Regions from separate parts of the Homo sapiens genome. Here region 1 is linked to region 2. Evidence: chromatin loops called from intact Hi-C (ENCODE). Cell type or tissue: heart left ventricle. All regions are shown on one strand. Links, peaks and the distances in the headings refer to the core of each region. The heading gives the core; the rest is flanking DNA. Region 1 overlaps TBC1D22A (TBC1 domain family member 22A). Region 2 holds the start of LOC105369161 (a long non-coding RNA gene).

Region 1 (16,610 bases), core at 2,975-10,974, 61 kb before region 2:
GAAGCTGAGATCAGTGATAGGCAGGACTCTGAGTACGGGGATGGGGCCCATTTATGCAGTTGATGGGGCTGTTATGAAAAGTCAGCACAATGATACAGATAAAGAGCTGAGAACAGTGCCCAGTACACTGCAGGCACTGAATCAATGCTAGCTGCTATTATCATCATTCCCCGCAGCAGCCCAAGGCCAGAGTCAGGGACCGAGGCTGAACTAGAACCCAGGTGTATATTCCTAATATATTATTTTTGGGTTTACATGAAACTTCTATTTCTTTGATTTGTTGTTGTTGTTGTTGTTCTATATGCATCCCTCTTCCCAAAAATGCAACAAAATATCCATTTAGAGTTTCAATGGAAAGCACATTAAATCAGCTTGACTTAAGAAACTCAGGACATCCATCCAACAAGAGAGCAAATTCCTGCCTGGGGTAGCCTGGAACCCAGGCTGCAGACAGGTTCACCAAAATGATTCCAACAGACAATGATAAGCAGAGTCACCTGGGTCACAGAATAAACAGCCATGTTCAACTGTGAAGACCTGCTAAGCAGAAGGGGACCAAGACTCTGCCTGAACCAGGAAACCAGGAGCACAGGAATGCAGCCCTTGCCAGCACACACAGCACGCCTCCCAGAAAGTCCACACACACCTTAGGTCGCACATAACAGCAATTACGCATGTGCCTTGCCAATTGTCATGTCCTTACGTCTCAGATGAAATATCACTATCATTTCAAACGCTCAGCTCTGCCCTTCTGGAGCCTAATGAGGACGAGAGCCAGGGGGAGGGAGCCACGCTGCCTGTTCCCCGGCCTGGCTGCGCTGCTGATTTATCCTCTGCTTCTCGGCTGCTTACTTTGTAGGGGTAATAAAAATATTTCCACCAGGGTGGTAATAAAGCTGAATCTAGTTTCCTAGCTGTAACTGAATTCTATCTTAAAAGAATAAGTCAATTTTAACCTTACGAGGTAGTCAAGACAACTTTCAGAGAAATTTGATTAAAATCACATTTAACCTGAATTAAAAACACAGGAAAGGGAAAATGTTCAGGTACATAAAGCCGTTTCCCACACAGGTGGAACCATTCTCCAGTACCGCGTTTTGTTGGCATTTTCTTCCTTATAGGTGAAAGTGTAAGATATGACTAATAACAATGGCCACTGTCACCTCGGTGCCCCTGACTCAGACTCAGCCAGTGTCTTCCACTCCAACCAACCTCCCTGGGGGCTGGACAGAAGAGGCTGCCTCAGGAGCAGGCATGGACAGGGCCCTTGGCAGCTCAACAAGGTCCAACGTGGGAGAAGCAGAGGCCTTCAGACTAAACTTCCAACACTCAGCCCCACCATGGACCCATCCTGCTGTACAGTTTGTTGATGGTGATGATGGTGAGGAAATGATGGTGATAGTGATGATGATGGTGGTGGTGATGGTGATGAAATGATGCTGGTGATAGTGATGATGATGGTGATGATGGTAATGATGACGGTGATGAAATGATGGTGATAGTAATGATGATGGTGATGACAGAATGATGGTGATGGTGATGATGATGCTGGTGATGACGTAATGATGGTGATGATGGCAATGATGATGATGGTGATGGTGAAGATGATGGTGGTGATGATGGTGATGAAATGATGGTGATAGTGATGACGATGGTGATGACAGAAATGATGGTGATGGTGATGATGATGGTGGTGATGACACAATGATGGTGATGATGGAAATGATGGTGATGGTGATGAAATGATGATGGTGATGGTGATGATGATGGTGGTGATGACATAATGATGGTGATGATGACATGATGGTGGTGATGATGGTGTTTATGATGCTGGTGATGACAATCATGATGATGGTGATGATGATGCTGATGGTGATGATAATGACAATAATGGGTACTAACACTGCATGAGACTTAAGTGTGCCAGGCACTCCTGTAAGTACTTTACTCCCATGACCCGTCATGCATGGGGAAACAAGGGCTAGAGTGGGGACATTCCTCACAAAGCCAATCCTCCAGTATACAACACAGCCAGAAAGTCAACCCAATTCTGCCAGCTTCCAAACTCCAAGCTGTTACTCCACAGAGCTGAAGAGTAGATTAGAATAAGCCAGAAATGTTCGAGAATTATTTCTAATAAGTCCTTTCCTCCTCTAACCCACAAACTAGTCCCCAAACCAAAATCTCCCATTGTTGCTCCTGGCCTGGCATTTTCGCTGTCACTCAGCCACCAAAACATAGGGAACTAATTTCCTTCTAACTTCCCGGTGGGAGGTCAGCCTGTTCCTGAGGTTTCTACCAGTTTACAGGCACCAGCTTGTTTGCTCTACCTGGAAGAAGGGACAGAAGGCTCTCCTGCCTCTCTCAATGCCTGTACCCAGGCCTCACTCCAAGGGGCCAGCACTGGCCGCCCTGAGATCATCAGGAAGCACCCTGGGCAGGGACAGGCTGCCTTCCAGATGCAGCCTTGCCCCTTGCTGCAGCCCATCGTTGTCCTATCCTTCCTGCAGATACGGACCAGGTCAGGGTTAGGATGCTCTGCACAGCAGGTGGGCAGATACACTGGACACAGAGGCTGCCTTACAAATCAGCCTCCACAAAGACTGGTCCTGAAATGTGGATCCAAGGGAGGTGTGAGAAGGCCCTGTCCTGGTTCAGGTCCCAGGCAGGGTCTCCAGGCCAACTCTATGAGGGAACTCTACACCTGGGGAGAGTTGGCAAGTGCCAGTTATCAAGGCCACACCCACAGCTATCTGCATCTGCTCCCTCCAGGCTAGAAAATGAATGGAGAGGGCTGAGAAAAGGGCACCTGACCCCAAGATGCTCACATCCTCAACCCACAGCACACTGAGAGCTCCACACAGAACAAACATAACAAACATTGGAAGGATCTCATTTCGTCAATAGCCATCTATCATGAACCAGCATTCTGGAGTAAGTCCTTAACGGCCATTTCAATGGACAAAATCCAAATTTGCTGGTGTTTTTTGGTGCCCTTGATTATAAAGCTTCAAAGACTCGATTTCAAAGAGAAATGAAGAGTCCCCTCTTCCTTCCCTCATGGCATTATTTTGATTTGGAAAATGTGAAATATTTGAAACTTGATTCTTCTGCTCCACCTGCCCAAGACAAGAGTCATGCTTCCTGCTAATGAATGATAATGATGATCATTTCTTCCATGAACTGTATCTTGGTCTAAACCCCACACTTCCAAGCTGAATGTTAGTGTTTCCCCAAAATTGCTATGTTGAAGCCCTAACACACAGTGTGGCTGTATCTGGAGATGGGGCTTCTAAGGAAGTGATTAAGATTAAATGCGATTGTGAGGGTGGGACCCTGATCCCACAGGATTAGTGTCCCTATAAGAGATGGCAGAGAGCTCCTGCTTGCTCTCTCTCCCACTGCCACCCCTCCCCACCACCGCTACCCCCACAGGCACCCACCCAGGAAGGGCTATATCTACATGTGAGCAAGAAGGCAGCCTTTTGCAACCCAACCCTAGGGGACAGCCCTCACCAGAAACCAAAGCAGCTAGAACCATCATCTTGGACTTGTGGCATCCAAAACCATGATAAAGTAAACTGTGCTTTAAGCCACCAGCCTGTGGTATGTTATTATGGGTCCAAGCAAACACAAGCCATTTTATCTCTGGGGCAGGAAAGCCTTCCCAAGGGCTCCTCTGCCTCTCCCATGTGCTCTTACAATGCACCTGTAGCTCTGTGACACTTATCAGTCACTGTCGGAAGCAGCTGCCTTTTCATCTGCGTGGTTCCCAGGCCACCCTGCTGGAGACGCTCTGCAGAGGTGCAGGACACATGTTCTGTGCCTGCCCAGTGCCCTAGGCACAGCGAGCCAGCTGTGGCACACTACCAACCCAATTCAGAAGTACTCATGATGGCCCCAAACCAGGAGGAACATCACAGAAGAAAACTCTTCAGGGACCCAGGAGCTTTGGGACCCCTGGGTCGAGGTCAATGTGACAGTGACATTTTTCTGGGATTCTGATAGCGCCTTTTTGTCTCTGGCCTGAAGAAGGGGCCACCTGCAGACCCCTCCCAGCAGGTGTACCGCACCATCGAGCACATGGCACAGAGTCCTTCTTGGGCTGGCATCTGGCTGTTTCCTGCTTATGCGTTATTGTCCCCAGCTCCAAGCTCTCTGAAGCCCAAGCTCCTGTGTGACACTTGTTTCATGCTACTCACCCTTGGCTCAACCCAGCAATACTTCCTCCTACCTCTGAGCAGCACCAAGAACTGGTGTGGTTGGGCACAAATGAAAAGCAGCCTGTCAGGGAAGGCGGCAGAAGGGCAAGAAAGGGTTTTAGACAAAGGAACAGTCAGGAACAAAGGAAGCGCCAAGGCAGAGGCCTGAGAGTCCTGGCTGTGGTGTCACATGGCCTAGGGCTGGAGAACGAGGACTGGAGGGTCTGGGGTGCAACCGCCACTAGAGCGGGGGGAGAAAACGCAAAGCTGATTAAGGAGCTGAAAGGCAGAAGTCAGCAGCTCCTACAGGGTCAGATCAACGGGGCCACCATCCTGGGTGGCCGCCATCCGGCCTGGGTGGCCTGAGACGGCCACAGAAGATGTGCTGTGGACGCAGGCTCACAGCCTAAGGTCTCACCACCCGGGGTCACCGCCAAGATCCAGCCAACTACAGGGCGGTCAACCTCCACCCGATTGTGAATACATTCACCAGATCAGTCAAGAAGTCCTAAGCCAGCCTTTCAGAGAATAATAAGATGGCAGAAATGGGCCAGAAATTGACCAAAACTAATGAAGGGCAGCTTCACTTCAAAGCAATCACTGGGTAAGCAGCCTCACTGCGATGCCTGCACTGTGAAAAGTCAAATGAGAAAAGTTTATTTATAGCTCAATCGAAGTCCTTGGCCACCAACAATAACCTCTCCTGGAGGAGACAGGGTGACCCTCCTCTGACACATCAAGCGACGGAAATGTGCGACCAGCAACAACACATTCCCCAAGAATATGGAAACATAAATAGCCTCAAACACAGTGACCATGCCAATGAGATTAAACATATCTAAAGTGGGTGTGTCTAAATACATGTGTGTGTGTGTAAAGGCATGTGTATAGGGGTGTGTTTGTGCATGTATAGGCACCTGTGTATACGGGACTGTGTGTAGGTGTGTGTATAGGCATGTGTAGGGGTGTGTATATATAAGGGTGTGTGTGTGTGCATATGGGTGTGTGTCTGTGTATAGATGTGTGTAGGAGGTGTGTGTGTATATGGGGGTGTCTGTATAGGCATCTGTGTGTAGCTGTGTATGTGTATGGGGGGTGTGTATATGGAGAGTGTGTATATAAGGCTGTGTGTGTATATTGGATATGTGTGTAGGTGTGTGTGTGTATACGGGAGTGTACATGTATATGAGGATGTGTGTATATAGGCATGTAGGTGTATCTGTGTAGGTGTGTATGTGTATATGTATATGGGTGTGTGTGTGGGTGTGTGTGTGTGTGTACAGGCATGTTTGTAGGGGGTATGTGAGTATACAGAGGTGTGTGTGTGTATAGGTTTGCGTGTATGTTTATATGCATATGTGTGTAGGAGGGTATGTGTGAATATGGGAAGGTGTGTGTTACAGGCAGGCAGGTAGGTATGTCTAGGTGTGTGTAGGTATGCGTGTGTATATGGTGGGTGTATAGGCATGTGTGTATAAGGGTGTGTGTTATAGGGGTATGTGTATATATGTGTATTGGTGCGTGCATAGGGGTATGTGTGTACAGACATGTGTGGAGGTGTGTGTATATATGAGGGGTGTAGGTGTATAGGCATGTGTGTAGGGGGTACCTGTATACAGGAGTGAGTGTATATGTGTATAGGCATGTGTGTAGGGGGTGTGTGTATAGTGGTGTTTCTGTGTATAGGCATGTGTGTATATATGAGGGGTGTGGATATATAGCAGGTGTGTATAGGCACGTGTGTATAGTGGTATGTGTATATACAGGCATGTGTTTGTGTATAGACACGTGTGTAAGAGTGTGTGAATACAAAGGTGTGTATGTATACAGGCATGCATGTATATGTATGTGGCAGGTGTGTGTATATGGTGGGTGTGTATAGGCCTGTCTATATGTATAGGGATGTGTGTGTATAAAGGCATGTATGTGTATGCATATATGACAGGTGTGTACAGATGTAAGGGTATGTGTATATAGGGATATGTATGTAGGTGTATGTGTATATGGCAGGTATGTATATATAGGGGTGTGTGTATATAGGCACTTATACAGGGGTGTGTGTATGTACAGTAGTGTGGGTGTATCTATACATGGCAGGTGTGTGTACAGGCATTTGTGTAGGAGTGTGTGTGTATATAGGCATCTGAGTGTGTATATAGAGATGTGTATGTAGGTGTGTGTATGTGTATATGGCAGGTGTGTGTATGTATGAGGGGTATGTGTGTATATAGGCATGTGTGTAGGTGTGTGTGTATATAGGCATCTGAGTGTGTATACAGAGGTGTGTATGTGTATATGGCAGGTGTGTATGCATGAGGGGTATCTGTGTATACAGGCACATGTGCAGGGGTGTGTGTACAGGAGCCTGCCTGTGTATATGGCAGGTGTGTGTATAGGCATATGTGAAGTAGTGTGTGTGTATAGGCATGTGTGCAGGGTGTGTATGTGTATATGGCAGGAGTGTGTATATAGGGGTATGTGTAGGGCTGGGTGTGTATACAGGCATGTGTGTATGTATAAGGGTTGTGTGCAGGGGTGTGTGTATATAGGAGTGTATGTATATGTGTATGTGGCAGACGCATGTATATAGGGGTGTGTGTATGAGGGGTTGTGTATGTATGAGGATTGTGTGCAGGGGTGTGTGTATAGGAGTGTGTGTATATGTGTATATGGCAGATGCGTGTATATAGGGGTGTGTGTAGGGGTGTGTGTATGTATGAGGAGTATATATATAGGCATGTGTGCAGGGGTGTGTGTATAGGAGTGTGTATGTGTATATAGCAGATGTGTGTATAGGCATCTGTGAAGGGGTGTGTGTATATGAGGGTGTGTGTGTATACAGGCATGTGTGTAGGGGTGTGTGTATATAGGGGTGCATCTGTAGGTGTGTGTATACAGGCATGCGTGCGTAGGGTGTGTGTATACAGGCATGTGTGCGTAGGGTGTGTATACAGGCATGCGTGCGTAGGGTGTGTGTATACAGGCATGCGTGCGTAGGGTGTGTGTATACAGGCATGCGTGTGTAGGGTGTGTGTATATGTATCTGGTGGGTGTGTGTATACAGGCATGTGTGCGTAGGGTGTGTGCGTACAGGCATGTGTGCGTAGGGTGTGTACAGGCATGTGTGTGTAGGGTGTGTGTGTATAGGCATGTGTGTGTACGGTGTGTGTGTACAGGCATGTGTGTGTAGAGTGTGTGTATACAGGCATGTGTGTAGGGTGTGTGTATACAGGCATGTGTGTAGGGGTGTGTGTGTATACAGGGGTGCATCTGTAGGTGTGTGTATATGTATCTGGTGGGTGTGTGTATAGAGGCATGTGTGCGTAGGGTGTGTGTATACAGGCATGTGTGCGTAGGGTGTGTGTATACAGGCATGTGTGTGTAGGGTGTGTGTATATGTATCTGGCGGGTGTGTGTGTACAGGCATGTGTGCGTAGGGTGCGTGTGTACAGGCATGTGTGCGTAGGGTGCGTGTGTACAGGCATGTGTGCGTAGGGTATGTGTGTACAGGCATGTGTGTGTAGGGTGTGTGTGCGTATACTTTAATTTCAAATAACACATTACATTTAAGGCCACATTCTTGTCATCTGTAACCTCGGGGAGCAAAGGGTAACCTAGAGCTCAAGCCTGGGTCTGAATTCCACTTCACCCCACTCAGAACTCACCCCTGGAGGATTACCAGATAAATACAGAAGAATCAGTGAACTCTGAATTTCAGTGTGTGCCAAACACTGCTCAGGGCATACTTATATTAAAAAATTGTTCACTGTTTATATGAAATTGAAGTTTAACTAGACGTTCTCTATTTTTATTTGCTCAGTTTGGCGCCCCTAGCCCTTGGAGGTTCCGTGGGGTTAGAAGGTAGAGAGATGCAGTTGTTTCCATTTTTTACTAAAGAGAGGCAAAGGCACAGTTTGCAGGAGAAAACTCAGAAGGCACATGGCTGTGGCCCATCCTACATCCCCTAGGCGGCCCTGGCGACAGCTTCGATGCTGTTGCTGGGAAGGCCTCTGGGCTGCTGCTCCTTGCAAGCTAAGTTCAGATCAGCTTAGCAACTATCAGGTTTTGCCAGCAGCTCCTCCTGACCCATGAGGGCCTCCCAGCCTTAAGTCCCCTCAGAACAACGTGAGGGTGGAGCCCACCAGAACCGGGGCCCCAGGGAACAGCTCTTCCCACTCCCCTCATCCAACGGTGCCCTGGCACCACCACTGTGGCACCAGAAACAATCCAAGAGCCTCCCTTTTAGTGCCAGTGTCACCCCCAATGGGACAATTCTCTGATCTGAAATGCAGTTGTTTATGATCTACTCTTAAATCTGAAAAAATCAAGAATGGACATAATCAAATGGACACATCTGCTGAGGTTTCAAATATTCTTTTAAAATACTGAAAAAAGTTCTCTATGGTTTTTTTAATCAAAAAATGTAGCAAATATCTCATTTATACAGACGTCATCTATGTCACAAAAGATGCATGACACTGAGTACCAGGTGGGGCTGGCCCCAGAATTCACACAGAGGGGCTCTGACTCCAGCCTTTGGAAAGGCTAGGGCTGAAGCCCACTCCTCTGGCCATTCTATCTTGGGGACAAACAGGGATCATGTGATTTCAGAGGTTAACATCAGACGTGACAGATGTAAAAACAAAATGTACAGGGGACGTCATTAGGATTCACTGCAAAAATGTGGAATTTCAAGTAGGTGTAAGCGTTCTCGATGTAATACGGAGTGGAAATCTCATCGTGTGCTTTATACGCTGAAATTCTATCAGTTGGAGAGTAAAGGTACATTTATTATTACAGCAGTAAATTACTAAATAATTGGTGCGAACTGTTGATTTTATATACAAAATCCTTTGCTAAGTAGGGAACAGATTGACAATTAATAGAAATATTGAGAACACATTAGCTAGATAATTTTAGAAAGAACAGCATACCCTCTTTGAGCCTACAAATGCTTATTAAATTTTAAGTAACACAAGGCAGGATAATACAGATTAGGCGACATCCTAATTCTATTTTTTGTGGAGTTGCTGGACACATGCCCTATTCTAACATAAAACAAAATAAACTTTAAGACTTATATTTAACTTTTAGTTATTTAATTCCACTTAGCCATGAGCCTTGTTTCGAGAATTTTTCAGAAAAATTATTCTTCCTGAAGAAAAATGCCAAGCCCTTAAAATATTCCAAAAGATTATATAAAAGAATTAAATTTGGGTTAAAACTCCAGATTTATGCTCTTATCTCTGAAGTCCTTTCTAGGCTGGTGCCTGTGGAGCTCGGCAGCACTAGCCACCAAATACCCACTTACAATCATCCACAGGTTCTCAGAAGCTGACCTGAAGCAAAACGACATATAATGAAACCAATTTTACCACAGGGTGATTGACAGAAACAAGAGGTAAGTTTCAATGGCATATTTCTGGTCACAAAAACATCACCCAACTTTTTTTTTTTTTTTTTTTCTTTTTTGAGATAGAGTTTCACTCTTGTTGCCCGGGCGGGAGTACAATGGCGCGATCTCGGCTCACTGCAACCTCCGCCTCCCGGGTTCATGTGTGTGGGTCACTTTATTTGAAAAAGGTGTTTGGAGTTATTAAAAAAAAAAAAAAAAAAAGAAAGAAAGAAAAAAATACAATTTCAGTTGTAACTTCCTCCAGACAAGATTTTGTTTTGCTTCTCACTAGCATTCTGGGGAACTCCAGTATAGAATCATCATAACTGAGGTTCAAACAACCCTGATCCTCTCAGGTTGGAACCTAGATTTTATGAGGGAGTATCACGTCCACTTTGCCCTCACGTGTCACTATTCTGGGTCTCACAAACTGTATGGGCATTTCTCAGATCCCTATCCTGACTAATCGGGTTGGATGCAGGCACTACATGAGGCGCCCAAACCACAACCAGCTTTGGGATGATTTTTCTTCTGCATCAGGAAACACACACCCAGAACACTGGTGGCTTTAGAGCTGGGCATACCTAGCCAGGTCCTAGCTTCACTCTGGCCCAGGAAGTCCTTATTTTGTAGATAGCAATTCAATGCTTTTAAGACATTTATTTTTCTTTCCTTTTTTTTTTTTCTTTTTGCTTTGTTGGCTTAATTTAAAAAAACAAAAAGGTCTTATCCAGTGGGAAATGTGGTTGAAATTATCTAGCCTGCCACGACTGAAAACGCACGTTCCTCCTACTCTCACCTTTTTCTTTCACTCCAAATTCAGTGGCTCCAGTCACCCTCTCTGATTCTGTGGGAACTCATACAATGTCTGTCCCGAAGGATACAGGGGGCTTCCCAGGGAGTTCCCCATCTGCGGGCTTGCCTGTCGCTTTACTCCCTGCCCAGCACACACCCTCGAAGGCTGCCGCCCATCCTCCTTTCCACGCGGCTTCCATTACAGACACAGCCCTCTCTCTTCATTCTCAGCACCTTCGTGTCTCCACGGCAGACTTTTACTAAAGGTTTAGGGATGACAAAGAAGGGTCACAGTACTACTCAAGATAGGAAGAAACTACTCAGAAGTGCTTTTGAGAGATTCTTTCACAACTCCTTACCACAAGAAAACAAGAGTGATGCAGCCCCTCTTCCGATCTGCCCTCTCACCCCTCACCAGGCTTCCCTCCATCCCCAAGACCTCCCCCTCCTCCAGCTCTCTGCTCGCTCCTGATGAGCCCTTATCCTCGCGCCACCACTGCTGAAACTTCCGCTTGACTTTGCAGAGCAATTCGGCTCTTTTCTGAACTATTCCCATCTGGGCAATGCCCTCAAAACCTCTCCATTCTTAATCAACGAGTCCATGAAGATGTTTTCCTTCACTGAATTATCAAAATTTTCTGAAATAAATGCTGTCCTTCTCCTAAAACGCAGAAAAGAGGGAGAGGCTTGGTTTTTGTTTTTGAGATGGAGTCTCGCTCTGTCACCCAGGCTGGAGTGCAGTGGCACGATCTCGGCTCACTGCGAGCTCCGCCTCCCGGGTTCACGCCAGTCTTCTGACTCAGCCTCCCAAGCAGCTGGGACTCCAGGCGCCTGCCACCACGCCCGGCTAATATTTTGTATTTTTAGTAGAGACAGGGTTTCACCATGTTAACCAGGATGGTCTCGATCTCCTGACCTCGTGATCCGCCTGCCTCGGCCTCCCAAGGTGCTGGGATTACAGGCGTGAGCCACCGCGCCCGGCCTGAGAAGCTTTTTTTTTCTTTAAGCAATTTTTTCTTCCTAGAATATCCTCTGCCCTTAATAAAATCTTTACAATCCCTGCAAAAAGTTCCAACCCACAAATCCTTTCTCTAGGAGGCAAGTGATGAAACAGGTGAGGGGGAGCTTCACGTGGCCGAGACCTGCAGATGCTTCTCCCAAGTTTGCTCAGGGATGATGGCGCCCACCAGTCTGAGAGCTCAAACGCGAGAAATTCTGTCTATTTACTGCTTTAGCAGCCTGGGTATTCTTATTATGAGGCCATGATAGAAATTCCTTAAGGTTTCATTAGAAGAACAGGAACAAGTTAGACAGTTTAACCTCTCAACGGCAACACACATCTTTCTCTGTTGTGAAGCACTGATCCTTTAAACAAAAAATTGCCATATGAAAATGGCCTACTCAGAGACTGCGCTGAAAATAAAAATATGATTTACTAAAAAGTACAGATTTCGTTGGGGTTCCTTTGGTTATCGCTGCTGCTCTCTTAAACAATCATCCAGCGAATCCGCAATGTGCTTCTTTCTGAACCACAGCACCAGAGAAAATCAATTCAAGTATTTCCCAAACTGCAGCACCGGAACAAACGAGCACTAACCACAACTTTCTAACCTCCACGAAAACACGAAATACGCCTTCCAAGGGACACAAGCGGAAAAGGAGGAACCTGCTCAGAACGTGTAATTCACATCTACTGCAAATCATACTTCAGAGGAACGTGTAATTCACATCTACTGCAAATCATACTTCAGAGAACTCAGTGAGGCTGGGGAATGCTTGTGAAAGTGCTGGCAGGGAAAAGAACCCAGCCGCACCCAAACAAGACCGCGCGGTGGAGCGTGCGGTGAGCGCACATGAACGCACTGACGGAGGCAAAAACGGTATTTTTAACAGATGATGGGTTGAAAAGCAGCTAAACGTAACACTGAAAGTATTATCAGAAGAACTGCAGACAACTTCATAATATGGAAATTAGGTAATCACCATGAGACACAGAGTTAAAAATCAGATTCAATCAAGGAACAAAATGGAGTTTGTAATTTGTAGGAGTCCATTTTAGAATATCACTCAGCAGTTTCCCAAACCGAGCGCCCTTCCCGTGAAGACTGCTGTTACGGCCTTCTGTGCTAAAGGCGCAGGGAGGGGAAAAGGCACAGTGACCGGCAACGCTCAGCGGGCAGGGCCCTGCAAGGCACGTGGCCAGGGCTAAGTTTCCAACAAAGTGCAATTTGTCTCCACATTCTGTGAAATAATTTGCCAAGCGCGCATGGGACTCTTTGTGAAAGAGCATGTCTCTTTTCCACACCTCATCACTGACCAGCTGGTATCACAAATACATGCCCGGTTCTGCTTGGCATCACTTAGTTAATGCTCTGTTCATTAATTTAACAAACTATCAGGAGAATATGCCTGGAACGGGCAAGCATTATCTCTCAGCTTCCATTTAATTAAACTCTGCTATTGTAATATGACAGTCAGCACATCGCAGGGGGGATTATTTTAAAGATGAAGGCAAAAAGTATTTCAAAGCCCCCACTTAAACATGAAAGCACAATCTAAAATTGCCTGAGCACATACTATAATTTTTCTATAATATTAAAGATGTTATTTCCAGACTCAGTAATTAGTTAGATTCCATGGAGAAATTATTCTAGCATCCTTGATAGAAAAATGATGCACAGAGGCAGGGAACAGAGTACCGAAGGACCACCATAAACAACCATCCGTCACCTAGATTATGACAATCACCAGGCTTAATAAGGAGTGAGCACTGCCTGCTTTGGGTGCACACTCACTACTGTCCTGCAAAGTGAATGTACTGAATTCTGATGATATCCCCTTAATAAGAAGAAATAAGAGCAGCTCACGCACCAGCAGCTGTCTCAGAAGGATGCCCATGAGGGATCCTGAGCAGGCCAGGATGCTGCCGGCGGATGAGGACAGCTCCCTGTCCCACCGAGGGCTGAGGGCCACCTCCCCCCGCCCACAGAGAGGGGCTGCGCGGGAAGCTGGCTTACCATCAATCCGGCTCACGAGTTCTTCTAACATTTTCACTTTCATTTGAATCCCAGGTTGGGCAAAGGTGTAGTTGTCCTAAGGAAAAAAGAATAATGTGAATCATATGCATATAAAATAAAACAAACTTTCCAAAAGGGAAAAAGGCAGCTGGGATAAAGTGAACAGCTTTATAATAGGACGAATTCACAAACAGAGATTTTATCTCGAGAAACACACAAGTGGATGCACCCTGCACAGCACAGCGCCGCTGACTGCTATTTTGAGAAGGGAAAGGCCAGTATTTCCCGATGTCAGGTGATAAGCACGTGCATCTCAGGGAACACTGAATGGTACATTTCTATTTGTAAATGTAAGACACTTACATCTAAATTGAAAAACAGGCATCCATGGGCATAGCTCATTGACCAGAACCGTCTGTGGGAACTGACCACCTCGCTGGCCACCTGGACCCTAAGCACTCAGCCCTGCCGGGAACCAACGGCAAAGGTGCCCGGTGCTGACAGCACCATCATCGTGGCCACAGTCCAAATGCTAATGACACAGTCACTGCATGGGTGAAAACAGTGGACATGTGACTTTACTCTCAGAGATATAGTTGGGTGAACTCAGGTGAAGTTCAGACACTAACATAGGAAGGTCTGCATAGCATCAAAGGGAAGGGGGCCTGGGCAGTTTCAAGTCAAACAGCCCAGGAATGGGGCCCCAGCTCTAGGACTCAGGAGCTGTGTGACCTTGGCAAGTAACATAACCTCTCTGGGCTTCCGTTTCATTACCAATAACATGAGAGTAATAACACTGCCTTCTAGGACTCAGGGAAACAAACAAGTGGAATGTGGAAGAGATTTCAAGACACAGCAGGTACCGGGGCAGTGACAGGTCCATTACTCCTGCTGTCACCACCTAAGGGAGCACACACATGACACTAGGGGGTGCTGCCTCATCCCACAGCAGGAACATGAAGAGGCAGCTCCCATCAACAAGGGAAGGGCATTCCCTATGGAGGCTGCCCTTTGGGCCTCAGCCGGTGGTCGGGGGCATTTTCAGAAGGAGGGTTTCAACCAGACTCGTGGTTAACAGACTTAAATCTATACCCAACAGCAGTGAATGTGGAAGGCAGAATAATAACCAGCCCCAAAGATGCCAAGGTTCCACTCCCTGTAACCTGTGGATGTGTGGCCTTACATGGCAAGGGGAACCAGGGTTGCAGGTGGAACTAAGGTTGCTAATCCATGAACCACCCGTGGAGAAAGGAGAATCGGGAGGCAGCGAAACAACGGGCACTGTGCCTGGGGCTCCTGTGGGTTCTGGCCTACGCTTCCAACTCTTTAGTGAGCACACAGGGCCTCTGGCCCGGCCAGCACTGGGAGATGACTGCCTGTGGCAGCTCTGCCCTCAGGGAGTGACACTGGGGATGGCCCCATGAGTCTCAGCTAGGGGAAGCCAGGCAGGCCACTGGCCTCAGTAAGGGCACAGGTAATGCAGTCTTGGTCCAAACAGGAGGTGCTGGGCACAGGCAACTGCAGCTCACCAAGTGGGCTCGGGCCACCAGGCAGGTGCTGGCTCGTAGCAGGCAGCATCAGGGCAGCCTTTCCGACAGTGGGGGATGATCTGCTGCCTGTGCGCCTGAGGGGGCAGGGGTCTGCAGGCACCACCTGGCAGGAGGGAGGTGCTGCTTTGCGTGGCAGCGGGGCAGGTCTACACGGGCAGCTGTCCACGTGGCACCCGGCATTCAGAGCCCAGGAGGGAAGTCGAAAGACTGATCTGGGCTTGATACTGATACTCCTTTTCCATAGGCTCAGGACTGGAAAACGGTTCAAGCACAGAATTAAGGGTGAGAAGTAAACCAGAGAGTGGTGTGGCAGCCTCCAGTACAGAGAGGTTCCTCGAGGTGGTCAACCAGGCAGGCCTCCCTGTGCTGTGAGGGGACGCGGCCACAGAGTTCACAGAATCCGCAGGTGGAGGAAGGGTGACAGGGCACACAGCAAGGGTGTCAGCCCTCGGGAGGCCCCAGTGACGTGGAAACAGCACTCACAGAACCCCCAGCTCCAGAACCCAGGAGGTGACCCCAGGTAAGACAAACGTGGAGCTGAGCGACTGCCTTCGGGCCAGCAGCATTCCCAAGTCTGGAAAGTCAAATGTGAACACACGCAGCCAGCACTCTCTACGTTTCTCTCTCACACACACACACACACACAAAGTGCGTGCACACACGCAGAGCACACATGACATCTCCTAACAAGAGCAGGCATGGCAGCCACTGTGGCACAGAACACAAAAAATGCCTACGAGGCCCTAAGGATTTTTCTTTCCCTAGAAATGGAAAATGAGCCGAGTCAGACCTGCCGGCTTGCTGAGGGATTTCTCCCAGGTGGATTTCAAGTGACAGGCTCTGGATTCCAAACTGTCACATCTCTGAGGGCAGAACCACGAAAACTCCGTTTGCCACCTTCACTTAGAATGACGCCAAGGCCCTCCGGTGACCTTGTGTAGCAGGAGGGATGGGCTCCGGGGAGAGGATCTCTGGAGTGACTGCTCCCGGGCCTGGGGATGATATGTTTCCTAGATGTCGTGGGCTGATTCAGGGAGAAGCTTGGAGGCCTCCTGAATTTGGCTGTCCAAAATACGGTGTTTAATGGGCAGGACTTTTAGGCCCTGAAGGAGCTGCGATGGTGTCAGTGAGACCCAGGCACCTGTCCGGCTGAGAGGGAGCCGCAGCAACAGCTAAGGACAAATTGTGAGCTTTCGTATATTTGAAATTTAACAGGAGTAAGAAATTTTGGCTCCAGACTTGAATTCCTTTGACTGTCATCATCTTTGGTCCTGAACTTGCAATGGTTAGCCTTTAAGACTTAATTTCTCCCCAGAGATTGGATAACAGGAGCACACTGATGTTAAAATTTAGGGCACACTGTGTGTTGCAAGTTTACATCATGTAATTTAACCTCGTGGAGGAATTCTGATGAGCCCGGTTGAACAATATAGCTGCACAGAATTAAGGGTGAGAAGTAAACCTGAGAGTGGTGTGGCAGCCTCCAGTACACAGAGGTCCTAAGATTATTTAATGAATGTCCTATTCCGACAAATTCCGGAGCCATGGGGAGCACATTCTAACCACCCCATTGGTCTGTCCTGAGGGACTGCGATCTCTTCCACTCCAAGAGAGGCCACGTCCCTGGCTGTCCAGGTCCCTGATGGTTATG
Region 2 (16,610 bases), core at 3,550-11,549:
CTATTTTGCAGATGGAGAGTCTACGGCAAAGAAGCAAAGGTTAGGTAGGCCCAATGCCACGTACAGGGACAGCTGAAAGCTCCGGAAGTGCTGGGCTGTTTCTGTCCACAAACATGCGCCTATGCATACACACTTCTACGGATGGATGCAGACTCACACACGTATTTCAGGACAAACACATATCCCGAACACTTACAAGGAATGTGAGAGGGAGATTATTTATAAGGAACTTCTCTAGAGAAAAGGAACAGAATTAAAACTACACTGGTAAACTGGAGAAAAATAACAGAACTGCAGAGGTGTGGGGTGTGTTTGGTTTTGTATTGTCCCCGGTTATCCATGCACACATCCATCCCGGAGACGCAAGGGTTCGTAAAAGGCGCTCTCTCTACCTCTTCAGATTCTCCTCCACACTCACCCGTCATTCGCGCACATCTACCGTGAATACCTCAATCTAGGAAAGCTACCACCACCATCCTCCTGTTGTTCCTTGCAACTTCCTGATGAGACATCGCCATGTCCACACTGGAAAGGAAGAACATGAAGCTCCGAGATGACAGCTGGCTCTGACCTCAGGCAGGAAAGTGGGAACCAGTGGGCCCTAAAGCCTCCATCCAGCCATCGGCCCTAAAGGACAGTCCAGCATTCCACAGTGGACACAAGGACCTCAAAACGGGGGCAGAAATCAACGACTGCCTGGGAGGACAACGTAAAGACCCGTGGGGTTTTGACTAAGAGTGTTGAATGATTAGGATGTGCAACAGGCCACACAAACGGCACCCATCCAAGACTAAGCTCCTGCCATCCTTCCAAACTCAGAACCTCTCCTACCAGCCACTCAGGAATGGCAACTCTACCCTCCCTGCCAGTGAGGCATAAACCTTGGAGCCATCTTCAACTACCCTCTCACTCGTTCCTCTGATTCATAAGCAAACCCTTTCATCAGCTCAACTTTCAAACCAGAGTCAAATCCAGCCACTATTACCACCCTCTTGCTCCAAGCCACCACCGATCACTCCAACTTGGCTTAGCACAATGACCTAACTGGTCTCCTGGAGTCCACCCAGCTTCTCCCTACAACCTAGTCTCAGTACGTTCCCAAGGCGACCCTTTTCAAAAAAGGCCATGTTAACCCACGTTAACCAATGTCCCTCCACTGGCCTCCAGGCCCCATGGGGGTCATTGCTGCTCAGATGACACTGAGCACAGCCCTCCCCTGCTCAGGCTGCTCCAGCCCCAGCAGCCTCGGCTCAGGCCTCAGGGCCCCCTGGAAGTCTCCGCACTCACTTGCCTGCCCTTGCGCATGGTGCTCACCACTCCCGTCACTGCTGACCGGCTCAGTGAGGCCTTGCTGAGCCAGCATTAAAGACTGCAACACTTTCTTTTCCTTTCTCAGTTCTTTCTTCTTAGTGCTTCTTAGTGCTTGCCAATATCCAACTTAGTATTTCTCTCTCCCCACCAAAAGAATAAAAGTTCCCTGCGTGCAGAGATACCTGGTCGGCAGATGGATGAAATGATATAAATTTGCTAACAAGAGATCCATTCAGACGCTTCCATCTGAAGCCTCCATTTGCTCTATCACCAAACGAGTAGGAATAACTGCCAGACATACCCCAGATCTACATGGGAACATTTAAAGCAGGCCATGCCCTCTTCAAGGCCCCACACAAACATTGTGGCAGGAGGCAGGGCTGGAGGGGAGCATCAGAGCAGACATGGGGGACGGGGTCAGGCTCAGCTCCATCACAGATGGGGCCCTCGGAAAACCAACTTCTTTCTCTGGCATAGGTTTCCCTGAGAATGGGGAGGATGACTCAGATGATCCCGAGGTTCCCTCTGGCACTCACAGCCTCTGACTCCCTGAACCACACGAGTGTGACCGGCTGTTGTCATGCTCATGGTGGTTCCAGGTATTCGGGTGGACCTTGATGTTGCGTCTTCTTTGAGGGTCAGGTGTGAAGACAGGACTCAAAAATGGAAGAGAAGCAAAATGCGACACAATCAGTCTCTTGAACAAAGACTCTTTTAGGAGCCCAAATTTGTGCTCCCTCATTGGGTCAGACTGTCATTTCTTCCCAACATCAGATGAAATGAGTGACCCTCACTCAGAAGTGGCGCTCCACTCCTGCTTCCCACAGGGCTTCTGCTCCTCAGCGAAAGGCAGACAGAACTCCCGTGCCTGGAAGCAGGCTGATCTACCTGTGTGGCTCTCACCCCCGGCACATAGTGTTCAGTCTGCATAAGGTAAATGTGTGTGACGGGCCTCTCCGGTGATTTTCTGATTTTCTGATTTTCTGACTTCGGTAGCATGTTTCTGTTTGGCCGTGCTTACAAGATGAAATTGATTCTGTGGAGAAAGGCACGGTCTTTACCTGTCTCACGGGGCCTCTTAACAATAGGAGCAGGCTCCGTTTCAGCAACTATCATTTCTTTCTTCTTGAGAAATTGCAGCTTCTGCCCCACGGGGACAAAGACCAAAGAGGGAAGACAGCTTCTGTGCTGCATCAAAGATTTCCCAAACCAAGCTGAGCACAAACCATTGCCACGGAACACAGAGAGACCAACTCCAGAGACTCAAAGGGTTATCGACCAATACACACCCGGAGTGAGAAACCCACCGTGGGGGGATGAGCAAAGCTCATGACTGCAACCAAGGTTTTGGTGGAGGAGACTCTACCCCCATGGGCACCCAGCATGTGGGAAAATCTCAAAGGGCATTACCAAGAATGTAGGCTCTTGACTACAAAGGCATGACCCTGTATAAAAATGACTCTTAAATGGTGAGCAGTCAAGAGTTGGTGGGAAACTCTAATACTGTTTCTTTAACAAAGTCTTGCTCTGGCGTAGAACAAAGGGGAAAAAGGTCTGCATGCCATCTTACTTGTCAATTTAAGACTGAAAATGAAAATGAAAATCTTTCCTGCTTAAGGGGCTTTGATTTCTTGTTTTCTCTCTTTCAGCTAAAATGTTTTATTTGAAGATATGCAGGTTTGTTTTTATTTGCTTTGTTTTGCAAATCTCTCCTGTTCGCCTCTAATACCCCAGCCCTCCGTCCTTGCCGCCCTCCAAAGGCATGTTTCCTAGACAACCCAACGTAGCTCAGAGCACCTCATTTATGCAAGTGTACAAAGAGCGTCCTTCTCTCATTCACAGCTGGCATTAAAAGGCGAGTTTATCAGGTGAGGGCAGGATTCTAAAAGCCCTGGCAATTTTTCTGAATCTCTCTTGATGAGAAAGAGCTAAACAAACAGGTCCCCAAAGTTAGCAACAGAATGGAAAGGTGGCCACAGAATCCTCAGAAAGAACAGGCAGACTACTGAACAGGTTGATATGGAGAGCCAGGCAGTCCTCATGATATCTCTGGCCAGGTTCCTTGGGCAGGCGTCTCTGCCACCTCCCACTCCTGGCAACAGCGTGAGGGAGGAAGAGGGAGGGAGAAAGGGAGGGAGACAGGAGGGAGAGATCACACTTGCAAGGGCCAGAGGGAATGTATGAAAGAAACTAGGACGTGCAACACAGACGAACACAACACAGACAAGCGGGAGCAGCAGCCCATGGCTTCCACGAGGCCTTGAAATAGCGCAACGAAGATGGTGGTGGCCTGGAGGGGGCAGCTATAGACCTGCCTCTGTCCCACCAGCAGGTTCAGCAGGTTCTAGGCCCTTATTGCCCCACCTGTTAGATGACGGTGGAGGACTGAAGGGTCTCAAACGTCCAACCGTCCACCTTTAATGCGCAGCGCTAAGTCACTGAGCCCCATGTGGCCTGGGCCTTTTTAACTAAGAACAAATGGCTCTACTCGGATGACCCTGACTTCAACCACCCTTAGCCATTCGACTTCACACATCTGGGTCCAGACAGAGCGACTGAGAAGAACCCAAGAACCATGTCCAAACAACAAAACCCACAGAAAGTGGGTGATTTAGGGTCCATCAGCTGATACAGCAAATGTTTTCCCCATTCAAACTGGGGACCTATTAGCATTTCTTTCTACCGATTCACAGCACTCTTCAGAGAGGCAGCACACAGCTCTATCACCTCATCCACATAACGGTGTGGCCTGGGGAGGCTGGGCCTGGCAGTCTCTAAAGACCCCTCGGCCTCAAATCCTATGATGAAGACTTGCTCCTCCTGGAGAAGGCCACGGCTCAATATTCAGGCCACTGAAATTATACAACTGGACTGTACTACAAACATCCCAGAAAGACGGAGCAGCTTAAATCTCTCCCTAAAACCTACTGGAGACATAAAATGCCAACATACAAGTAGGAGGAGGTGTTATCAGGTTGCAAAGAAACCTCTAGAGGTTTGCTCAGAATGCACTTCCTAATGCAGTCAAGCACGCTGGTCTGAATACCAACCTAGAGGAAGGGGCCCCAGGCTCATTCCAGGTAGCACAGACTTGCTGCAACAGCAGCTGAGGATGCTGTGACTGAATGAATGAAACAGACTCACCTCAAAATGAAAACTGCCTGGGAAACTCAGTCATCAACAGGAGCCCAGTGCCCGCACAGCCGTGGGACTCACGCAAGCACAGTCCCAGAGGCCCTCCTTGTGCACCTACTCAGTGCTTCTGTGGATGAGGCAGTGAGGCGGCCACCTGTGCCCTTGGATCTTACAGCTCTATCTACTCTCCATCTGGCTGGCCGGCCTCAGGCTTCTACTTGCTTGTGAGCCCAGTGCCACCCTTTAGACAAGAAGGAGAGTCACTGAGGCTCACCAGCCTCCTGAAGGAACAAGGGGGAGCAGGGAGCACCAAGGCCTCTGCTCGTCAGGGGCACCTTTCTCCTGCAACCTCTTACAGCCTGGTGGGAGAAGCCTGTGTGTGCTGGCCAGCTCTATTCCACACAGCATCCTCTGTGCAGCCAAGGATGGGAACGTGGTTCAGTTCAGCCACACAGGCCCAAGCGGGTACTGTCACACCGGCTGGATGAGGCCAGCAGCTCCTACGGTGCACAAGCTTATGCTGGCCCGTCCGGAAGAGAAAACGAACCTACACGGAGGAAGCTGGTAGCAACACTCCATTCCCTCCCTTTGGAAAGCTGTGTACACACACCTTTAAGGGAGAAACGATAAGAGCCAATACTGTGCAGAATCACAAGGCTCCTAAAACCTCTTCTTCCAACCAGAGTGAGAATTACACAGAATGTCACTGTTGTTTCAGCCGCTGATAAAAATTATTCTAAAGTACTTGGGGTCCCAGTTCTGCAGCATTGAGTAGAAAAGTAAGTTCTAAAGAAAAGGGTACAAAATACTAGTCAGCAGGATGAAGCTCACTGCCATTTATTTTGAGCTGTGGGCCGTGGATGAGTTATTTCCTTCTTTGTGCCTCGACCCGCCTCTACAGAAGGATCATACTACCAAACCCAAGGAAGGCACGAGGCAGGTAATATTGCATCAGCAAAGTGTGTGCCCTGACAGAGGGTAACCAGGGGGGAACCCTGCTCCTGTACAGGCCCACAGAGGAAAGGGCAGAAGGACTCGGAGGCTGGGAGACAAATGCAGACCCCAGGACACAGCCTTAACCCCCTGGGGCTTCTGATGTCAGCTAGTTGGTCACACCTTTCCCCATAACGAGAAATGCCGTCAGCACAGCTGCAGCCTGGGTTAGGATCCTGGCTCAGACCCTCAGTAGCTCTGAGACCTTGATCAAGTTATTCAATCTCTTGTAAAACAGGGGTGATAACAGCATCATCTTCATGAATTAGTAAGACATAATAACAAGGAAAGTTCTTTAAAAGCTTCAGAAACAACGTGCTAAATAAACGTCAGCTGCCGCCTCCACCACAACGGTCAAACAGGCCTTCTAATTTTCATCACCTCTGTTTCTACAGCCCCCAGCAATAAGCGCTGAATGAATGAGTGAATGAATACAATAAATTGCCATGTATCCCTCCCGAAATTTAAACTGCCTAAGAGCAAAGATCATGGCACACAATCTGGCATTTCAAAAACCCACCAGTAGTTTTTCAAAAGTTTGTGGTACTGAACTGAAAATCCAAGGAGACCAGAAGATGAGGATTCCACTCTGACTTTTAAGAACTAAGGTCATGACCAAACTACAGATTTGGAAGTGGCTCAGTTGCTAAATGCATGAAGTTGCAAAGTTTGAAGTGGTTGCCTCTTATTTCCAGATTTTCCTTCAATCTCTCAGGCACAAGATGACAGAAATTGAGATAATCTATACATATTTAATTATCTATCTTAAAAGAAAAATCATCTACATGTTCAACTTTCAGCTTTTGTGAATTAAAAAATAAATCAAATTTTCACACTCATCTTTAAGGATTCTTTTTTCCTCTAACCAACAAAAAAGGCAAAAGAGTAATCACGATAAAATAAAAGTATCTTCATTGTATAAAATGTGAGACCAATTCCACTCAAGTTATAATAGATCAAAGAGCATGGAATGAAAAGTTTTATTTTTTAAAAAATGGAGTACAGGCTGGGCACGGTGGCTCACGCCTATAATCCCAGCACTTTGGGAGGCCAAGGTGGGCAGATTACAAGGTCATGAGATCAAGACCATCCTGGCTAACACGGTGAAACCCCATCTCTACTAAAAATACAAGAAATTAGCCGGGCATGGTGGCGGGCGCCTGTAGTCCCAGCTACTTGGGAGGCTGAGGCAGGAGAATGGCGTGAACCTGGGAGGCGGAGATTGCAGTGAGCCAAGATTGCGCCACTGCACTCCAGCCTGGGAGACGGAGCAAGACTCCGTCTCAAAAAAAAGAGGAATGCATAGAATTTAATGCAAGTAAAATAGATTTAAAGTTTAAAAATTTTTAAGTGAATCCAATCAGTATCAAATGTAATTGCCGATGAAGAAAAAACAAAACAAAAATAAACACATTAGTAATCATCCAGGAAATACAAACAGAAACACAACAAGCTACCACTTTATACCCAGTAGGATGGCTAAAATAAAAACACAAACAATAGTAAGTGCTGACAGGGATGTGGAGAAACACAACCCTCCTCCTTTGCTGATGGGATGGTAAATGGAGCAGGCACTTTGGAAAACAGTTCTTCAAAGGTAAAAGGTAAAATTCCCATATGAACCAGCAATTCCACTCCTAGGTATATCTCAAGAGAAATAAAATCATGCCCACATAGAAACTATACTAAATGCTTACAGCAGCACTGTTCATAATAGCCAGAAGTGCAAACAACCCAAATGTCCATCCATTGATGAATGGATAAACAAGACGTGGTCTATATGGAATATTATTCAGCCATAAAAAGGACCGGAGTACTGACGCGTGCTACAATACCGGCGAACCTCAAAAACATTACGGTCAATGAAAGAAGCCAATCAAAAAAGGCCACATGCCGTAGGATGCTGTGAACATATAACATGAAATGTCAGAAAGGGCAAATCCATGCAGACGAAAAGCAGATCAGTGGTCACCAGGGGCTGAGGAAAGGTCATGTGGCTGCTGGAGGGACCAGGGTTTCATCTTGAGATGAAATGTCTTGGAACAAGAGTGTGGCAATTGTTGCACAATTCTGTGAAGACACTAAAAACCACTGAATTATACGCATTAAATGGGAGACAGACAGATGGACCAGGCGGAATACACAAGTAGGAGAGAGGAGGGGTTTATTCCCCTTTCCAGGCACAGTCCCCGATGCTCCAGTCCTGGCGGACCAGCAGCCCATGCCGCTACTCTGTGCTTACAGCCTTCAAGGTTGAACGTTTAAAGCCTCACCAGCTAAAACACAAATTCTTTGTCTGCCTTGGGTTTTAAATTCTGTTCTTACAAAAGCAGACATATTGCAAAGGTCTATCATGTGCGGAAAAAACACAAGGTTGCTTTCTGCCCCCGGCTAGGACAGCTGGGCAGCCTCCAGTCCAACTCCACCACCTCCTGGCTTCTGAGTGGGAGAGGAGGCTCATTAATTACACCGAGATGGATGCCGCGGGGAGGCTGGGAGGAGAGCATAAGCCAAAAGTGAGGCGGGCAGCTCCCTTCGGAGGACATTTCTCTCTTCATAATTACATTAATTGCAATTAGCTCTCTCCTCCTTCATAATTCTTTTGCACTGACACCTGCGGAAGTCCTCTGGCTCCTGTTCAACGCCATTTTCCTGCTGCCACGGGTCCTCCAGCTCATTTCCCGTTTGGTCCCAGAAGCACAAAGCTGCTCCACCCTGCGGTCCTGGGTGACGCACCTCCGTGTGCAAGCATGTTCTGCTTTCACCAACCGGCCCACACCTCATCTTCATACTGAAATTAATTTCTCTCCTAGTCAAGCCCTGAAATACAGATACTTCATCTTTTCCTCCTAATTCATTCACCCTTAAGGAAAAGTTTCATAAGTAATTAAATTGATTTTTCCTTTCTATTTGGGACACAGGTCTATTTAGAACAGCAAAGTAATAGAAAGCCTGATTTCTCAGCAAGGATCCCTCGGGGAGGCCTGGCGACGTGACTGCTACAGGAAGAGGCACTTCCTGAAGCCGGCTTGGAGGGGCCTCCGTGGACTGGTGGCCGAGCGCACATCAGCCCTCTTCCTAATTGACATGTGCTGTATAAATTACACTCAGAAGGGATTCGCAGGCACTTTCTGGATCCGAAAAGCTCTTTAATATTAACGCGGTTTGAATCCTTCTTGAATACTATACAATTCTTATTACTGAAGTAAAAACTTCGACACGTGACGTTAGCGGCATAGCTAAGCAGCTGAAACGCTGTGACCAGAGTAGCCATGTCTAATTACCCACGGAAGTCACTGAAACTTCCCCAAAGAAACCAACAGGAGTGGTGAAGCTTGGGGCCTTGTGAAGTCATTAAGATAGCTTTATAAAGCTAAGCTTTTCACCCAAATACAGAACAGGATTTTTTCCTATTTACTGCTCAGAATGAAAAAGCACCTCAATACAAAGTTAAAACAAAAAAAACCAAAGCTGGCTCCATCACTGATACCTAATACGAACCACATGCCGGGCAGCCTGCCTAGTCCTGTAAGACTGTGGACTGTGTGTATATATATGTATGCTGGTGCCCCCAGCCCCCATGCTATTCAAGGGTGGACTGTGTATTTATATACGTATGCTAGTGCCCCAGGCTCCGTGCTGTTCAAGGGTGGACTGTGTGTATATATATATATAATATATATATATATATATGTATGCTGGTGCCCCAGGCCCCATGCTGTTCAAGGGTGGACTGTGTGTGTGTGTGTGTGTGTGTGTGTGTGTGTATACATACATACATATACATATACATATATTCTATATACATATATTCTATACATATTCTATACACATATATTCTATACATATTCTATACATATATTCTATTATTCTATATATTCTATATATATTCTATATATATTCTATATATTCTATATATATTCCGTATACATATTCCGTATATATATATTCCGCATATATATATTCCGTATATACATTCCGCGTATATATATTCCGCATATATAATCCGCGTATATATATTCCGTATATATATTCCGCGTATATATATTCCGTATATATATTCCGCGTATATATATTCCGTATATATATTCCGCGTATATATATTCCGTATATATATTCCCTGTATATATATTCCGTATATATATTCCCTGTATATATATTCCGTATATATATTCCGTGTATATATATTCCGTATATATATTCCGTGTATATATATTCCGTATATATATTCCGTGTATATATATTCCGTATATATATTCCGTGTATATATATTCCGTGTATATTCCGTATATATATTCTGTGTATATATATTCCGTATATATATTCTGTATATATATTCTGTATATATATTCTATATATATATATATTGTAGTGCCCCAGTCCCCATGCTGTTCAAGGGTAGACTGTGTATATACATATATATGTGTGCTAGTGCCCCAGCTTCCATGCTGTTCAAGGGTGGACTGTGTGTGTGTGTGTGTGTGTGTGTGTGTATACATATATACATATATATATATTCTAGTGTCCCAGTCCCCATGCTGTTCAAGGGTGGACTGTGTGTGTGTGTGTGTGTGTGTGTGTGTGTGTGTGTGTATGCTAGTGCCCCAGTCCCCATGCTGTTCAAGGGTGGACTATGTATATACATATATATGTGTGCTAGTGCCCCAGCCTCCATGCTGTTCAAGGGTGGACTGTGTATGTGTGTATATATACATACATACATATATATATATATTCTAGTGCCTCAGTCCCCATGCTGTTCAAGGGTGGACTGTGTATATACATATACATGTGTGCTAGTGCCCCAGCCTCCATGCTGTTCAAGGGTGGACTGTGTGTGTGGTATATATACATACATACATATATATATATATATATTCTAGTGCCCCGGTCCCCATGCTGTTCAAGGGTGGACTGTATATGTACATATATATGTGTGCTAGTGCCCCAGCCTCCATGCTGTTCAAGGGTGGACTGTGTGTGTGTGTATATACATACACACATATATATATATATTCTAGTGCCCCGGTCCCCATGCTGTTCAAGGGTGGACTGTGTATATACATATATATGTGTGCTAGTGCCCTAGCCTCCATGCTGTTCAAGGGTGGACTGTGTGTGTGCATGTGTGTGTGTGTGTATACATACACATACATATATATATATTCTAGTGCCCCAGTCCCCATGCTGTTCAAGGGTAGACTGTGTGTGTGTATATATATACATACATACATATATATATATATATTCTAGTGCCCCAGTCCCCATGCTGTTCAAGGGTGGACTGTGTATATACATATATATGTGTGCTGGTGCCCCAACCTCCATGCTGTTCAAGGGTGGACTGTGTGTATATATATATACTCATGCACGTTGTTGTATTGTGCTTTGCTCTATTGTGCTTCACAGATCCTGCATTTTTTACAAACTGAAGGTCTGTAGTGACCCTCCGTCGAGCAAGTCCATCAGTGCCATTTTCCCAACAGCATGTACATGCTTTGTGTCTTTGTGTCAGCATTTTTTAGCAAGGAAGCATTTTAAATTATGGTATGTATGCTGCTGTTTGAAACATATATTGCACACTTAATAGATGACAGTATAGTACAAAACATAACTTTTATATGGACTGGGAAACCAAAAAATTTGTGTGACTTTCTCGCAGTACTCCCTTTCTTGCAGTTGTCTGGAACCAAATCTGGAATATTTCCAAAGTATGCCTGTATAGTGGATCTAAAATGGGCAATATCCCTTGAATGCAAACGACTGCTCATCAACTGTCATGACTGAGCCTGGGTCACATCTGTAAGCAGTGATGCCAGCTTTCCAATTCCTCTCTCATAGGTCCCCTCTTGTCACTGCTTTGGGTTCTTCTTGCACTGATGTTGTTGAAACGCAACGGTGATTCTAAATGTCAAATGCATCTCTAATCGGTTTTAGCTCCTCGTTACTTCTAGTCATTTCTCCCATATTTTCATTGTCAAAACATAGTCTCTTTGATAATTTTGATGGCTTACAATTTTGTCGAAGACAGTCATCTTCTATGCTCCAAAATGGGAGAAGATTTTCCTTTTTAGATTTATGAACATCAATTACAATGACCAAGCCAATGGGTATTTTCATCTCTGCCTCTATTTCCTTCCAATTATCTCTTGATTGCTTTTAGCAATTATCCATTTACTAAGTGTACCAAATTTGGTCCATAAACGTCTTAAAAGATGAAAGAATACTGTCACTTATCTGTTTAACAAAAGGGGATGGTCCACATTCTTGTCATAAAATATTGTGTGATAAAGCCCATCCTTTTGAATGACTAATTGGATGAGAAACCATATTCCCTTCATATCCTTAGAATACTATTCACTCGTTGATGCTTGATTTTAAGAAAATTCATCTAAGCTATCTTCCACTGAAGGTGCACAGTCTGCGAATTCGCTGATATGATCAATTTCACCATCATCATTAGCATCTAGAGAGCTGCTCTCAATCTGTCTGCATTCATCTTCTGATTCATTTAATAATGGTGAAATGTCTTCCTCTGCCAATTTTCCTGTCATTGCTATTACAAGTGAAAAATAAAAAATTCTAAATTCTCTGTGCTTAATGAAAGCTAAAAGAAAAACAGACTTCAAAAATGGTGTCTCCAGATTGTTTTCACACCTTTTTGGAAGATAATGCAATCATATGGGTAACATAGTAAGAAAATTCAAGGATCATATAAAAGATATGGTTTATTCCACTATCACATGATTCTTGATGCCATCTCTTATTCTCCCATTCTATTATTTTAGTCCATTTCTACCATAGTGAGAAATAACTGGCCAGCTGTGGTGGCTCACGCCTGTAATCCCAGCATTTTGGGAGGCTGAGGCAGGGGGATCACCTCAGGTCGGGAGTTCGAGACCAGCCTGGCCAACATGGTGAAACCCCATCTCTACTAAAAATACAAAAATTAGCCAGGCATGGTGGCAGGTGCCTGTAATCCCAGCTACCCTGCAGGCTGAGGCAGGAGAATTGCTTGAACCCGGGAGGTGGAGGATGCAGTAAGCTGAGATTGTGCCACTGCACTCCAGCCTGGGCAACAGAGCAAGACTCCACCTCAAAAAAAAAAAAAAGAGAGAAATAACTGATTAATAATGATAAAATAATATCAAGAAAGAGAAAACAGCAAAATGTTTCCAGATAAAGATAAAAAAAAATACCATTAAGATGTGATCATGCAGCCATGCACTGCTTAACAGGGACACATTCTGAGAAATGCATCACTCGTCTATTTCATCGTTAACATCACAGAGTGCACTTACACACACCTAGAGCGAAGCCTACTGCACACCTAGGCTATATGGTATAGCCTGTTGCTCCTGGGCCACAAACCTGTGCAGCGTGTTACTGTAGTGAATACTGCGGGCAAATGAACACAAAGGTCAGTTTTTGTGTATCGAAACATATCTAAACACAGAAAAGGTACACTACAGATAAAGTAGTGAAGACAAAAAACTGTACACCTGTCTAAGGCATTTACCATGAGTGGGGCGTGCAGGACTGGAAGTTGCTCTGGGTGAGTCAGTGAGTGAGTGCTGAGTGGCTGCGAGGCCTGGGACATTACAGTGCACAGCTGGAGACTTCACGAGCACTGTGCACTTAGGCCACACGACATTTATTATTATTAATTTCCTTCATCAGTAATAAATGAACTTTAGTTAATGTACCTTTTTTACTTTATTAACTTTTTAACTTGACTTTTTTATAATAATACTTAGTTTAAAACTCAGATACATTGTACAGCTGTACCAAAATTATTTTTTCTTCATTTTCTTATTCTATAAGCTTTTTTCTGTCTTTAATTTTTTTTTTTACTTTTTCAACTTTTTTGTTAAATGCTAAGATACAAACACACACATTAGCCTAGGCCTACACAGGGTCAGGATCATTCATATCACAGGATCATCAATATCACATTAATTCCACCTCCACACCTTGTCCCACTGGAAGGTCTTCAGGGACAACAGCACACAGGGAGCTATCGTCTCCTCTGATAACTATGCCTTCTTCTGGATACCTCCTGAAAGACCAGCCTGAGGCTGTTTTACAGTTAACTTTTTTTTTAAATAACTTTTTTTTTAGAAGTATTACATTCTAAAATAACGATTATAGTATACTAAGCACTTAAACCAGTAACACAGTCATTTACTATCATGATCAAGTATTATGAACTGCATTTCTTACAGACCGGCAGTGCAGTAGGTTTGTTGACACCAGCATCAGCACAAACACGTGGTTAATGCATGCTGCTAAGACATTACAATGGCCATGATGTCACCAGGTGAGAGGAATTCTCCAGCTCGCACACAGTTCTGTGGTATACGCCATCCAGTGTTGACAGAAACGTCATTATGTGGCGCAGAACTGTATATCCTGGATTCCCCACAGATGCGGTGGGTCCATGTGGTAACTGCAGGCTAGAATGCATTTTCTTCTATTTTTTAAAAATAAGATTTTCTCCTTGTTCTTTGAAGAACAGGATAAAAATCACAAAACATCAATCCTTATAAAATAGTTTGAAATGTTCAAACATCCTAAAATGGACACGAGATTATGCCTTTCTTCAAAACAAAAGCAAAGCGCAGAGCATACCTGTGCCGGAATGCAAATCCCTGCGGCCCTCCTCAGGAGACCACAGAAGAACCCTATCTGTCACTGCCCCCCACAAAAAAGCCAAGCATGATGACTGTCAGCTGAAAACATTAATCTCAAGAACAGCTGTACACTTAGAGATTTTGAAACAATTTTCAGTCCCCAAGACTAGTCTCATTCGTTTATTTTTGTGAGTTTGCTTTTTGGTGAGTAGTTTTGTTTTTACTTTGAGTTAAAAACTTTAAAACTGCTGCAGACTAGGTCAGTGTGGCTTACGAAGAGCAGGGTAAATACTGCTCCTTGCCAGCCTGGTAAATACTCAAGAATAACTTTCTGCCCTACTGGGCTGTGTGTCCTCGCAGAGTGAGGCTCCCGTTCACACCTGATTCTTTTGTTCAGGGCTCCATTGCAGAGCCTGAGCGGTTAACTGACAGCCCTTGTCCAGAATCCGACAGAAAGATCCATAATTACCATGAGTCTGTCTCACGCTCCGCTTGTCAGGCTGTCCGCCAAAATTGTTTGGTAATGGAGATCATCAAAGGAGGATGGGAATGCCGGCCCTGGCCCCAGGCCCCAGCGGGCACAGTTCATTAAAGAGATGTGCTATGTACTGTTTGGGGCACTGCCTGTATATTCTGAGTTGCTTCTGGAGGAATCCTGAAAGCTCCCCAGCAGGGAGGCTGTGCGGGGAGCCACGAGGGCATGCAGAACCACGAGGAGCCTGGCCCCAGGACGAGGGCGTGCAGAACTGCGAGGAGCCTGGCCCCAGGAAGAGGGCGTGCAGAACCGCGAGGAGCCTGGCCCCAGGAGGACCCACCACACTGAGGCTCCCAGGCCTCACCCAATCACAGCGCAAAGGCAACAAGTCCCTACAGCCATCACAGGTGAGGGGACAACTCAAGGAAAGAACCATGAGTGTCAAGGTGACCAGCACATGCCCGGCACCCTCTGGCACCTAATAAATTCTCCACTAAGGTGGAACAGTGCTGAGGATGAGGCACTCAGAGCCTGGCATTAACTCAAAAGCTGATGAGGACAGAATAATCCAATGCTGACAGTGATCAAGTGACAGCAAACAGTTGCATAAGCACAGCGCTTCAGAGTTCAGAGGAGGGGCCAGGAGACAGCACAACAGCAAAGGCTACAGAGTCATGGGTTCAGAGTTCAGAGGAGGGGCCAGGAGACAGCGCGACAGCAAAGGCTACAGAGACACGGGGTCAGAGTTCAGAGGAGGGGCCAGGAGACAGCACAACAGCAAAGGCTACAGAGACATGGGTTCAGAGTTCAGAGGAGGGCCCAGGAGACAGCGCGACAGCAAAGGCTACAGAGACACGGGCATCTTTGAGGAAGAGAATGGGATAGAAGGACAGGGAGGAAGTCTAACTGGTTCCAGCCCACAGACGGCCCATAGCACAGCAGCAGAGCCGCCTGGGGAAGTGACCGCTGCAAGACTCCTAGACTCGGAAAGGAGGGGGGCGAGACGGAATCACAGGGAGAAATGTCACCCAAACTTCGAGCTTTGAATCCATTTAATGACTGGTCATTTTCCAAGAACTTTCTGAAGCTTCATGGTTTCTAACTGTATTTTCAAACTGCCCATACGGCCCTTGTGACAGGGGCTGCGGGGGAGTGGGGGTGCATCTGAATTCACTGTGCGAACTCAGTAACCCAGAGGCAACTTCAGGATTATAATTTTTTTGACTCACTTTTTAACAAGAATTCCCATTTTTTCTCATGTACTCCAGGATATCACTTAGAGTCCTGAATGTTCAACCAAAGTTTCTAATTTGCTGAAATACAGGGGCTTCGTCCCAGCCCTCTGAATGTGAGCTACAGGAGAGAAGGTGCTAATGTTGGACTCTACTCTGCTTGGCTGACATCAGAGGTAATATTACTTGTACCTTCTTAAGGCCACTTTCGAAACCTACTGATGCCTTCATTGCTTGGGGAGTCATATCAGTGACCAGCTGTGCCTGACACACAGATGACTCACCCTGAAAACCTGCATGATGAGACACTCAGAGGAAGCCCAGCACACCCAGGCCCCTATTGAACAGAAAATCAAGTTAACTGAAACCACCAAACCTCTAACCATGATATCAAACAGCTTTCTAAAGGAGACTCACCTCCCCTCCCCACCCTCTCCCTTCACCAGGCAAGCTGGCCTTGTGAAAACGCTGTGGCCACCACACGCTGATGGCCCCTGAGCCCAGGGAGGGCCCCTGGACAGGCGAAGGGTGGGCAGACCATATTTCACATGAGCTGCTCCCTCTCCAGCAGCGTAACACCAACACTCGAGGCAACGCTGAGCGGGGGCGGCACGCATTGCCCTGCACTGAACCAGAGAGGAGACAGACTTAGAGCAGACCCTTCCTGGAAGTGGGTGACGTGTCCCCGGGCTAGAGCATGGACGCGCCTCACCCTCAGGACTCCATCACTACTGCCAAGGGACTGCAATGGCAGAGTCCTTGCCGTCTTATGAAGTGAGTCCTAAAAAAGAAGAGTCTTCCCCAAGAGTAGTATAGACGATTTGGGGGATG

Evidence for each region. A loop is a pair of places that touch in the nucleus more often than their neighbours do. Peaks named below come from ENCODE experiments on the same cell type or tissue, not always from the same donor. Only the 100,000 strongest peaks of a DNase experiment are listed, where the experiment ranks them.
Region 1: a loop joins it to region 2, with 3 times the contacts of the local background. A loop is called at or near these places in 2 of 110 quality-filtered maps.

Annotation. Positions count from the first base shown.
Region 1 is chr22:46,994,509-47,011,118 of GRCh38, reverse strand. It overlaps TBC1D22A (TBC1 domain family member 22A), which reads right to left. Exons shown (of 13, transcript NM_014346.5): 10 at 13,410-13,485. Among named protein-coding and RNA genes, the nearest start is that of TBC1D22A-AS1, 87 kb to the right of the region's middle. RefSeq lists enhancers at 9,553-9,742, 10,643-11,142, 11,143-11,644. In heart left ventricle, for the core only: no CTCF peak of the experiment used is centred there; no DNase peak of the experiment used is centred there.
Region 2 is chr22:46,934,531-46,951,140 of GRCh38, reverse strand. The region is part of intron 8 of TBC1D22A (TBC1 domain family member 22A); the gene reads right to left. LOC105369161 (a long non-coding RNA gene) reads right to left here and starts at 9,225. Exons shown (of 2, transcript XR_938320.3): 1 at 1-9,225. RefSeq lists enhancers at 591-1,186, 1,187-1,784, 14,721-15,286, 15,653-16,610. In heart left ventricle, for the core only: no CTCF peak of the experiment used is centred there; DNase peaks (open chromatin) are centred at 8,124 and 8,450; H3K4me3 peaks cover 622 bases; H3K27ac peaks cover 2,143 bases.